Linked DNA regions of Homo sapiens: region 1 is linked to region 2. A link is an interaction called in ENCODE POLR2A ChIA-PET data of the cell type or tissue named here. Cell type or tissue: B cell. All regions are shown on one strand. Each heading gives the region's core, and the rest is flanking DNA. Links, peaks and the distances in the headings are about the cores only. Region 1 overlaps SOS1 (SOS Ras/Rac guanine nucleotide exchange factor 1). Region 2 overlaps DHX57 (DExH-box helicase 57).

Region 1 (4,398 bases), core at 113-4,112, 220 kb after region 2:
TTAAAAGCCACAAACCCAAAGTACATTTCAAACCCATAAAACTTTCCTGATGAAATACTTTTAAAATGTCATTTTTACCTTTATAGCATTAGGCAAGCCTCTAAAATAAATTTCAGTGTAATAAATGACCTTTCTTCTACCACTTTTTGCTTCTTTTACTTAACATAGCTAATTTAAACTTGGCACTGGTGCAATATAATTCAAGCTAACTACCATCAAAAGGGTGGCTTATTGTGGCTACAGAGACAAAGCAGTGGCAATTAGTATGTAAATGAGACTCAACAAAGCAGCATCCTCTTGTTACCAGTGATATTCAATACCATGCTTTTCATGAGTGCCTATTTAATAATAATGTGCAATAGTAACAATTACATTTGTACAAAGGCAGTTTATTTGAATAGTTTTAAAAAAAGTACTAAATCCTGAGATTATATTACCATATGAGATTGTACTTAAACTCATCTAGGGAATCATATTATTATTTTTTTTTTTTTTTTGAGATGGAGTCTTGTTCTGTCTCCCAGGCTGGAGTGCAGTGGCACAATCTTAGCTCACTGCAACCTCCACACCTCCCAGGTTCAAGCGATTCTCCTACCTCAGCCTCCAGAGTAGCTGGGATTACAGCTGCGTGTTACCACACCCAGAAAATTTTTGTATTTTTAGTAGAGACAGGGTTTTGCCATGTTGGCCAGGCTGGTCTCGAACTCCTTGGCCTCCCAAAGTACTGGGATTACAGGCATGAGCCACTGTGCCCAGCCAGGAATCATATTTTAAAGCAGAATGAAAACTCATATGCTCTATTGAGATGATAAAATTTAACTTTTCACAAGAAAGAAACCACTTTTACCAGTGACGAATTTTTTTGGTCCCTTAGAAATAAGTAAAGAGGCAATAGTCAATATGGTGTGTTCCATATGCAAAGGAAACCCTGGGAGATAAATGGGATTAAATGTAAGGAGCTGTCAAAAGAAAAAGCTACAATGAATATAAAGAATATAGCAGTATTCAGGAGACTAAAACTCAAGAGTGTTTGATACATAAAAAATAAATTGTTGTACCCAGTGCATTTTATATGCTCAATTCACTCACAATCATATAATGGCTTCCCTTTGATTAAAAAAAGGAATGCTTGAATTCGTTTTTATTCCTTGGAATTAATTTCCTCCAACATGGCATTGTATACAACGAAGGAACTACCATTTACTTGAAGGCACTAACAGGCAGGTACTAGATCCACAATTCTTGACTTTCAGTCCCGTGACTTTTCACTATAATAGGTACCCAAATAACTGAAATGACTTTGAAAAACCTCAATATTCACTAAATAAAACCTATTCCATAGAACAGGTAAATTGCAATGCACAAGAATGACAAAGTATACACCCAAGAAATATACATTGTAATTGTCTAACATTTGGGATATAAAAATAAAGATCTCCATTTATTTTAAATATTATATACATAGAGCTCATCACAACGTAACAGAACACAAGCAAAGATTAGGTTCACATTTCGATTTTGGAATGTTATTTGCATACCGTTTGATGAGACACCACAGTGGATTACAACATAGAAAATGCAAAGAGTAACACTTGATTTACTAGCCCTCTTAGCAAATGTATGAAATATTATCCAAATTATTCCAGAACTAATTAACTAACTGCTGTGTAATTCAAGGCTTTTGCTCCTGTTTGCCATGACATCATTTTAAACATTCCACTAAAAGCTGAGGGAAAGAAAGGTCATGACATTCAAATAAATTATTATTTTATGGTACCAGCACACCTAAAAGGTATGGGTGGAGAAGATGAAATTCTTAATTAAAACGAAATTTCAATTCCAAACATTAAACAGGCAATCAACCCTAAAAAATGTTACGATATGTCATTTATGAAAACATATCTTTTAAAACCACCTCTCTGTTCTAATCAGAGAAAACATCACTAACTACAAATGTACCTCACAGCAGTCAAGTTTATTTAAAATTAAAAATTGGCCAGGTATAGTGGCTCACACCTGTAATCCCAGCATTTTGGGAGGCTGAGGTGGGCAGATCACTTGAGTCCAGGAGTTCAAGACTAGCCTGGACAACATAGCCAGATGCCGTCTCTACCAGAAAATAAAATTAGCCAGGCATGGTGGCGCACAACCAGAGTCCCAGCTACTCAGGAGGCTGAGGTAGGTGGATTAATTGAGCCTGGGAGGTTGAGGATGCAGTGAGCAGTGACTGTACCACTGCACTCCAGCCTGGGTGACAGAGTGAGACCCTGTCTCAAAAACAAAACAAAACAAAAAACAAAACCCCAAACACCAAAACCAAAAAATTAAATTAAAAATTGGAGTAATACAATAGTTAGCTGTTTGTTTACAATGGCTCCTGTGGTACGCTATCCTATGTTTAACTTTAGACATTCAACATTTGTGGTCAGCTCCAATACCATGTAGCTTTGAGCCGATGGTTTCTAGATAAGAATTTCTGAATTTAGAAAGCTGGTTCAAGGGAATGTACACTAGAGAGAACCTCCATTGATTCTCCACCAGACTCGGTGGCTTACGCCTATAATCCCTGTACTTTGGGAGGTCTAGGTGGGAGAAGCCCTTGAGCCCAGAAGTTTGAGACCACCCTGGGCAACAGAGCGACGTCTCATCTCTACAAATAAAAATTTTAAAAAATTAGCCAGGCGTGGTGGCATGTGCCTACGGTCCTAGCTACTTGTGAGGCTGAGGAATCACTTGAGCCCAGGTGGTCGAGGTTACAGTGAGCTGTGATAGCACCACTGCAATCCAGCCTGGGTGACAGAACAAGACTCCATCTCAATAAATAAATAAATAAAAATAAAAAATATAAGATCAGGATGAAATGATTAATTGGCCTAACACAAAAAAAGAAAACAGAAAAAAAAAAAAAAAAGCGAAAGAGGGGGAAAGAAAAGGCTGGGTGCATTGGCTCATGCCATTAACCCCAGCACTTTCGGAGGCCAATGTGGGAAGATCCCTTGAGCCCAGGAGTTTGAGATCAGCCTGGGCAACAAAATGGGACCTTGTCTCTACAAAAAAATAATTTAAAAAAATTAGTTGGGCATGGTAGTGCATGCCTGTAGTCTCAGTTACTTGGGAGGCTGAGATGAGAAGATTGTTTGAGCCCATGAGTTCCAGACTGTAGCAAGCTATGATCATACCACTGCGCTCCAGCCTGGGTGACAGAGCGAGACCTATCTCTAAAAAAGAGGGATGGGGGTGTTAGGGGGAAGCCAGCGTATAAAGCCAATGTAGCCAGTGTATATGCTGGAGAATCAGAACAACAAAAATTTAATTTTTATAGTGTACCAAAAACTTATTGTTAAGGGTTGAATTGTGTCCCCCATGAAAGATGTATTCAAGTCCTAACCCCTGGTACCTATGAATGTGATCTTCTTTGGAAATAGGATCTTGGCAGATGTAATCAAGTTGAGATGAGATCATCTTGGATTAGGGTGAGCCCTAAATCCACTGACTTGGTGTCTTTGTAAGAGAAAGGAAAGCGAGATTTGGATGCAGACACATAGAGAAGAACGTGAAGCTGTGAAGAAGCTGATGTGCAGATGGAGGCAAAGACGGGAGTGATGGCATCTATAAGCCAAGGACCACCAAGAATCGCTGGGGTCCACCAGAAGCTAGGCAGAGGCAGCAGGGATTCTTCCTTAGAGCCTTTAGAGAAAGTGTGGCCCTGCCCACACCCTGATTTCAGATTCCTCACCTCCAGAACTGTGAAAGAATAAATTTCTGTTGTTTATAAGCCTCTGACTTCGTGGTACTTTGCTGTGGCAGCCTTAGGAAACCAAATACACTCATGTACACACAACAACATAGACTTCAACCTGAATTTTAAAATAGAGGGAAACTTACTTTCCCCTAGGTTACAAGGACCCAGCATACAAGAAAAAGAATAGGCAATTCTCTAGGGAATTCAAAGTCATCCTGGATGGTTTTTTCTAAGGTTTGTTTGGGTGCATCTTGGGGAGAGGGAGATAAAATCCCATGTATAAGGAACAAAGAAAAAGTTAATACCTTTGTGGAACCAAACATGTACTGATTTGCTAACCTTTAAAATATTGGTCAGGCCAGGTGTGGGGGCTCGCACCTATAATCCCAGCACTTTGGGAGGCCGAGGTGGGCAGATCACTTGAGGTCAGGAGTTCGTGACCAGCCTGGCCAACATGGCAAAACCCTTTGTCTACTAAAAATACAAAAATTAGCCAGGCGTAGTGGCGGGCGTCTGTAATTCCAGCTACTTGGGAAGCAGGAGAATCACTTCAGACCGCAAGGCAGAGTTTGCAGTGAGCCAAGATCTTGCCACTGCACTCAAGCCTGGGCGACAGAGTGAGACTCTGTCTCAAAATAAAATAAAAATAAAATAAA
Region 2 (4,398 bases), core at 82-4,081:
GTAGCTGGGACTACAGGCTTGCACTATCACACCTGGCGAATTTTTGTATTTTTAGTAGAGATGGGGTTTCACCATGTTGGCCAGGCTGGTCTCAAACTCCTGACCTCAAGTCATCCGCCCGCCTCGGCCTTTCAAAGGGCTGGGATTATAGGCACCCAGCTACCAATTTAGTACAAACCATTGTCATCTCACAGAAACCACTGTGATGCCTTCTAGAGTGCTGTCCCCACTTCTAGTTTTGCATTTTTATAGTGTCTTTCCTACCCAGCAATCAAGGTGATCTTTTAAAAACATAAGTCTGGCAGGGCGTGGTGGCTCACGCCTGTAATCCCAGCACTTTGGGAAACTGAGGCAGGTGGATCACCTGAGGCCAGGAGTTTGAAACTGGCCTGGCTAACATGGTGAGACCCCGTCTCTACAAAACTGCAAAAATTAGCTGGGAGCGATGACACATGCCTGTAATCCCAGCTACTCAGGGGGCTGAGGCATGAGAATCCCTTGAACCTGGGAAGTGGAGGTTGCAGTGAGCTGAGATTGTGCCACTGCACTCTAGCCTGGGTGACAGAGAGAGACTCTGTCTCAATAAATAAATAAAATAAAAATAAAAATAAAAACAAAAACAATAAGTCCAATTATGGCTCAAAACCCTCCAATGGTGTCCAAGGATAAAAATCTCAAGTCCTTGCCATGGCTACCAGGTCCACCCAGCCCTACCCCACCCCTGCCTACTCGTCCCCGTGCATCTCCCACCACTCTCACCCTTGATCATCCCTCTCCACTGGCCTCTTCATGCATTTCCTGGAACACACCAAATACACTCCCACCTTGTGATGTTTGCACTTATGTCCTCTGCTGGAATGTTTCTCCTTTCTCTCTATCTGCATGACTTGCTCTTCATTTAGGATTTGCTCAGTTGTTTCTCATCCCGGAGTTCTTCCCTGACCACCCCACGTGCAGGGCCCCTCTCCTGTCACTCTCTGTCTCTCTATCCTGCTCTATTTTGCTTTATAGCATTACCTGAGATTCTGTTTACTTATGTATTGCCTGTCTCCCTCACTAGAACATAAGCTTCTTGAGGGCAGAGACTGTGTCCATCTAGTTTCTTCCACTGTCCTCAACAGCCTACAACAGTGCCTGGCACAGATTAGGCGCTAGTAGATATTACATGGATACATGAACGATTTGGATTCTCAAAAGAGGAGTAGTTCTTTCTTGAGAAACATGCAAAACAACAACAACAAAAAGTATATATAAAAAAGGAGGGGGTGTGGAGCTAACTCAGGCGTCTGGTTCCTAACAGGCTGAAAAGGCAGATGACCTCCTGACCCTCAAACTCCTCTAAGCTTAAGGAAATCCTTTCCAGGCTTTGTGAACATGGTCCTCAGTAGTTCCAGAGGATAGAGCAGCCTGAATGTTTCAAATTTGGTGACAAGGTATAGGAAGGGCCATGTAAGGAGTCATGTGAGAGTGTGTGGTACACTCTGGATATGAAGATTTAAGCAAGGAATTGACATAGTCTAATTGATGTTTTGTAAAGGTAATTCTGGCAGCAGTAGAGTAGTAGAAGGTTGGAGACAGAAAGCACCAGATGTAAGATTATTATAGAATTTCAGGCAAATGATGTTTGGGGTTTGAGCTAAGGAAGTGGCAGTGGGGATAAAAGGCAAATCTTAGAGATGTCAACAAGGAGGCATTCTTGGGACCTGGTGACCAACTCAGTTGGCATAAGAAAAGAAGTGGGAGTCTATGTGACTTCAGGGTTCTGGTTTTGATGGTATCATTCCACCAAGACAGCACAGAAAGAGAAGAGTGAATTGGGGATCATTGAGTTTGATTTTTCAGCTTTTATGTTTGAGATGACTAAAAGACTTCTAGCTGATGTTTTCCAGCAGGAGAGCTCAGAAAAAAACTGCAGGTCTGGAGAGACAGATTTGGGGTCTGCGTCTGTGTGTAAGTGGCAGTTGGGATGTGTAAGTGCTGTTGTGCCTTTGGTGGTTCAGGAAGAGGGCATGATGGTGAGAGAATAAGGACAAAGGATAGAACCACTGTTTCAGAGCAAAGGAAGATAAGCTAATAAAGGAGATAGAGGGGATGAATAGAGAGAGAGAAGAAAGTGATATTTCAGAAGCAAAAATAACATCAAGGAGAATTTCAAGAGGAAGACAGATTAGCAATGTCAAATACCATGTGAGAGGTGGCATGATGAGGACCAAGGGATGACACTGGCTTTGACAACTAAGAAGTTATTTGTTACTTCTGATGGGTTTAGTGAAGTGGTGGGGGCAGAAGCCTCAGTGGCAGGCTGAGAGCTGAGGAAGTGGTATGCAAGAATAGGTCATTCATTTCCTTTTAAGGCACAGATTCAGTGATGTAATTAGCTCATGACTTCAATTACCATTGCAAAGAAACAATTTTATATCTGAAAGCAGGCTTGAGTACTTTTTGGTATTCAGTAGAATTTTCTTCAAATGGAAATAGTCTTTCCAGAAATAGTCCAATTTCCAGTCTGTTTATTCTTATTCAATCTTCCCTCAGTCAGTGGTATTGCTGGGGACAGCAAGTGATAGAACATGGTGTGGCTGAATTTAAGGAATTGCATTTCCTACCCCAGGACGACCTGTAAACATTAAGTATACTCCACCATTCTGACCTGATAGTTCACTGATGAAGGGTGAATGTGTACATATCCATCGTTCTTGGTGACAAACTTCAACTCAGCTGATTTTGGTTGCATTCTGACAGCTCCAGTACTGGTCTTCTGAAATTTTCCTTCTGGGCTTTTCACCTAAACAACAAGTATTTGTAAAAATAGACATATAATATATATATTCTCATAGAAAGTATCTCTTGGCACAAAAGCACAAAACCAGTCTTGCTCAGTCTTGCTTGAATAGCTTTCCTGTTTGTTCCCTTTCTTTCTTATTTTGTTTCCTTCTGAAAGCAGAACAAGCACATGCTTTTTTTTTTTTTTTTCCACCAAGAAGTATGAATATAGGTGCAGTGGCTCTGGGTGTCTATACCACATTGAGGCCATGTGGGAGAAAACTATATTGATATTTTGGGTCTGTACTGATGATCAGGTGCAGTGACCCAGCTGATGACACTGGACCAGAGATCTGAGTATCCCAATCCCAACACATTTCTTGTTTTGTTTTGTTTTTTTTGAGACCGAGTCTCACTCTGTCTCTCAGGCCAGAGTGCACTGGTGCGATCTCGGCTCACTGCAACCTCCGCCTCCCAGGTTCATGCAATTCTCCTGCATTAGGCTCCCAAGTAGCTGGGATTACAAGTGTGCGCCACCACACCCAGCTAATTTTTGTATTTTTAGTAGACATGTGGTTTCACCATGTTGGCAAGGCTGGTCTTGAACTCCTGACCTCAAGCGATCTGCCTGCCTCGGCCTCCCAAAGTGCTGGATTACAGGCGTGAGCCACTACAACCGGACCAGTAAATATAACTTTTTTTTTGAGACGTAGTCTCCCTCCGTTGCCCAGGCTGGAGTGCAGTGAAGTGATCTGGGCTCACTGCAAGTTCCGCCTCCCGGGTTCACGCCATTCTCCTGCCTCAGCCTCCCTAGTAGCTGGGACTACAGGCGCCCGCCGCCACACCCGGCTAATTTTTTGTATTTTTAGTAGAGACGGGGTTTCACCATGTTAGCCAGGATGGTCTCGATCTCCTGACCTTGTGATCCACCTGCGTCGGCCTCCCAAAATGCTGGGATTACAGGTGTGAGCCACTGCGCCCGGCCTTTTTTTTGAGACGGAGTTTCGCTCTTGTTGCCCAGGCTGGAGTGCAACGGTGCAATCTCGGCTCACTGCAACCTCCGCCTCCTGGGTTCAAGTGATTCTCCTGCCTCAGCATCCCAAGTAGCTGGGATTACAGGCATGAGCACCACGCCTGGCTAATTTTGTATCTTCAGTGTAGAAGTGGTTTCTCCATGTTGGTCAGGCTGGTCTCGAACTCCTGACCTCAGGTGATCTACTTCCCTCTGTCTCCCAAAGTGCTGGGATTACAGGCGTGAGCCACTGTGTCTTGCCTTTTTTTTTTTTTTTTTTTTTTTTTTTTGAGATGGAGTCTTGTTGTGTCACCAGGCTGGAGTGCAGTGGCGTGATGTTGGCTCACTGCAACCTCCGCCTCTCGGGTTCAAGTGATTCTCCTGCCTCAGCCTCTTGAGTAGCTGGGACTAAAGGTGCACGCCACCACACTCAGCTAATTTTTGTATTTTTAGTAGAGACAGGGTTTCACCATGTTGGTCAGGATGGTCTCGATCTCTTGACCTTGTGATCTACCCACCTCAGCCTCCCAAAGTGCTGGGATTACAGGCGTGAGCCACTGCACCCAGCCAGTAAATATCATTTTAATCTTCTCTTCCAAATTTATATTTATATATAGAAAAAG

The links. Peaks named below come from ENCODE experiments on the same cell type or tissue, not always from the same donor. Only the 100,000 strongest peaks of a DNase experiment are listed, where the experiment ranks them.
Region 1: POLR2A ChIA-PET joins it to region 2 with 9 read pairs; 2 of 35 experiments call an interaction of 5 or more read pairs at or near these places.

The regions. Positions count from the first base shown.
Region 1 is chr2:39,027,350-39,031,747 of GRCh38, forward strand. The region is part of intron 8 of SOS1 (SOS Ras/Rac guanine nucleotide exchange factor 1); the gene reads right to left. Among named protein-coding and RNA genes, the nearest start is that of SOS1, 92 kb to the right of the region's middle. In B cell, for the core only: no CTCF peak of the experiment used is centred there; no DNase peak of the experiment used is centred there.
Region 2 is chr2:38,803,909-38,808,306 of GRCh38, forward strand. DHX57 (DExH-box helicase 57) reads right to left here. Exons shown (of 24, transcript NM_198963.3): 22 at 2,651-2,785. Among named protein-coding and RNA genes, the nearest start is that of GEMIN6, 28 kb to the left of the region's middle. In B cell, for the core only: no CTCF peak of the experiment used is centred there; a DNase peak (open chromatin) is centred at 2,293; H3K4me3 peaks cover 808 bases; H3K27ac peaks cover 1,859 bases.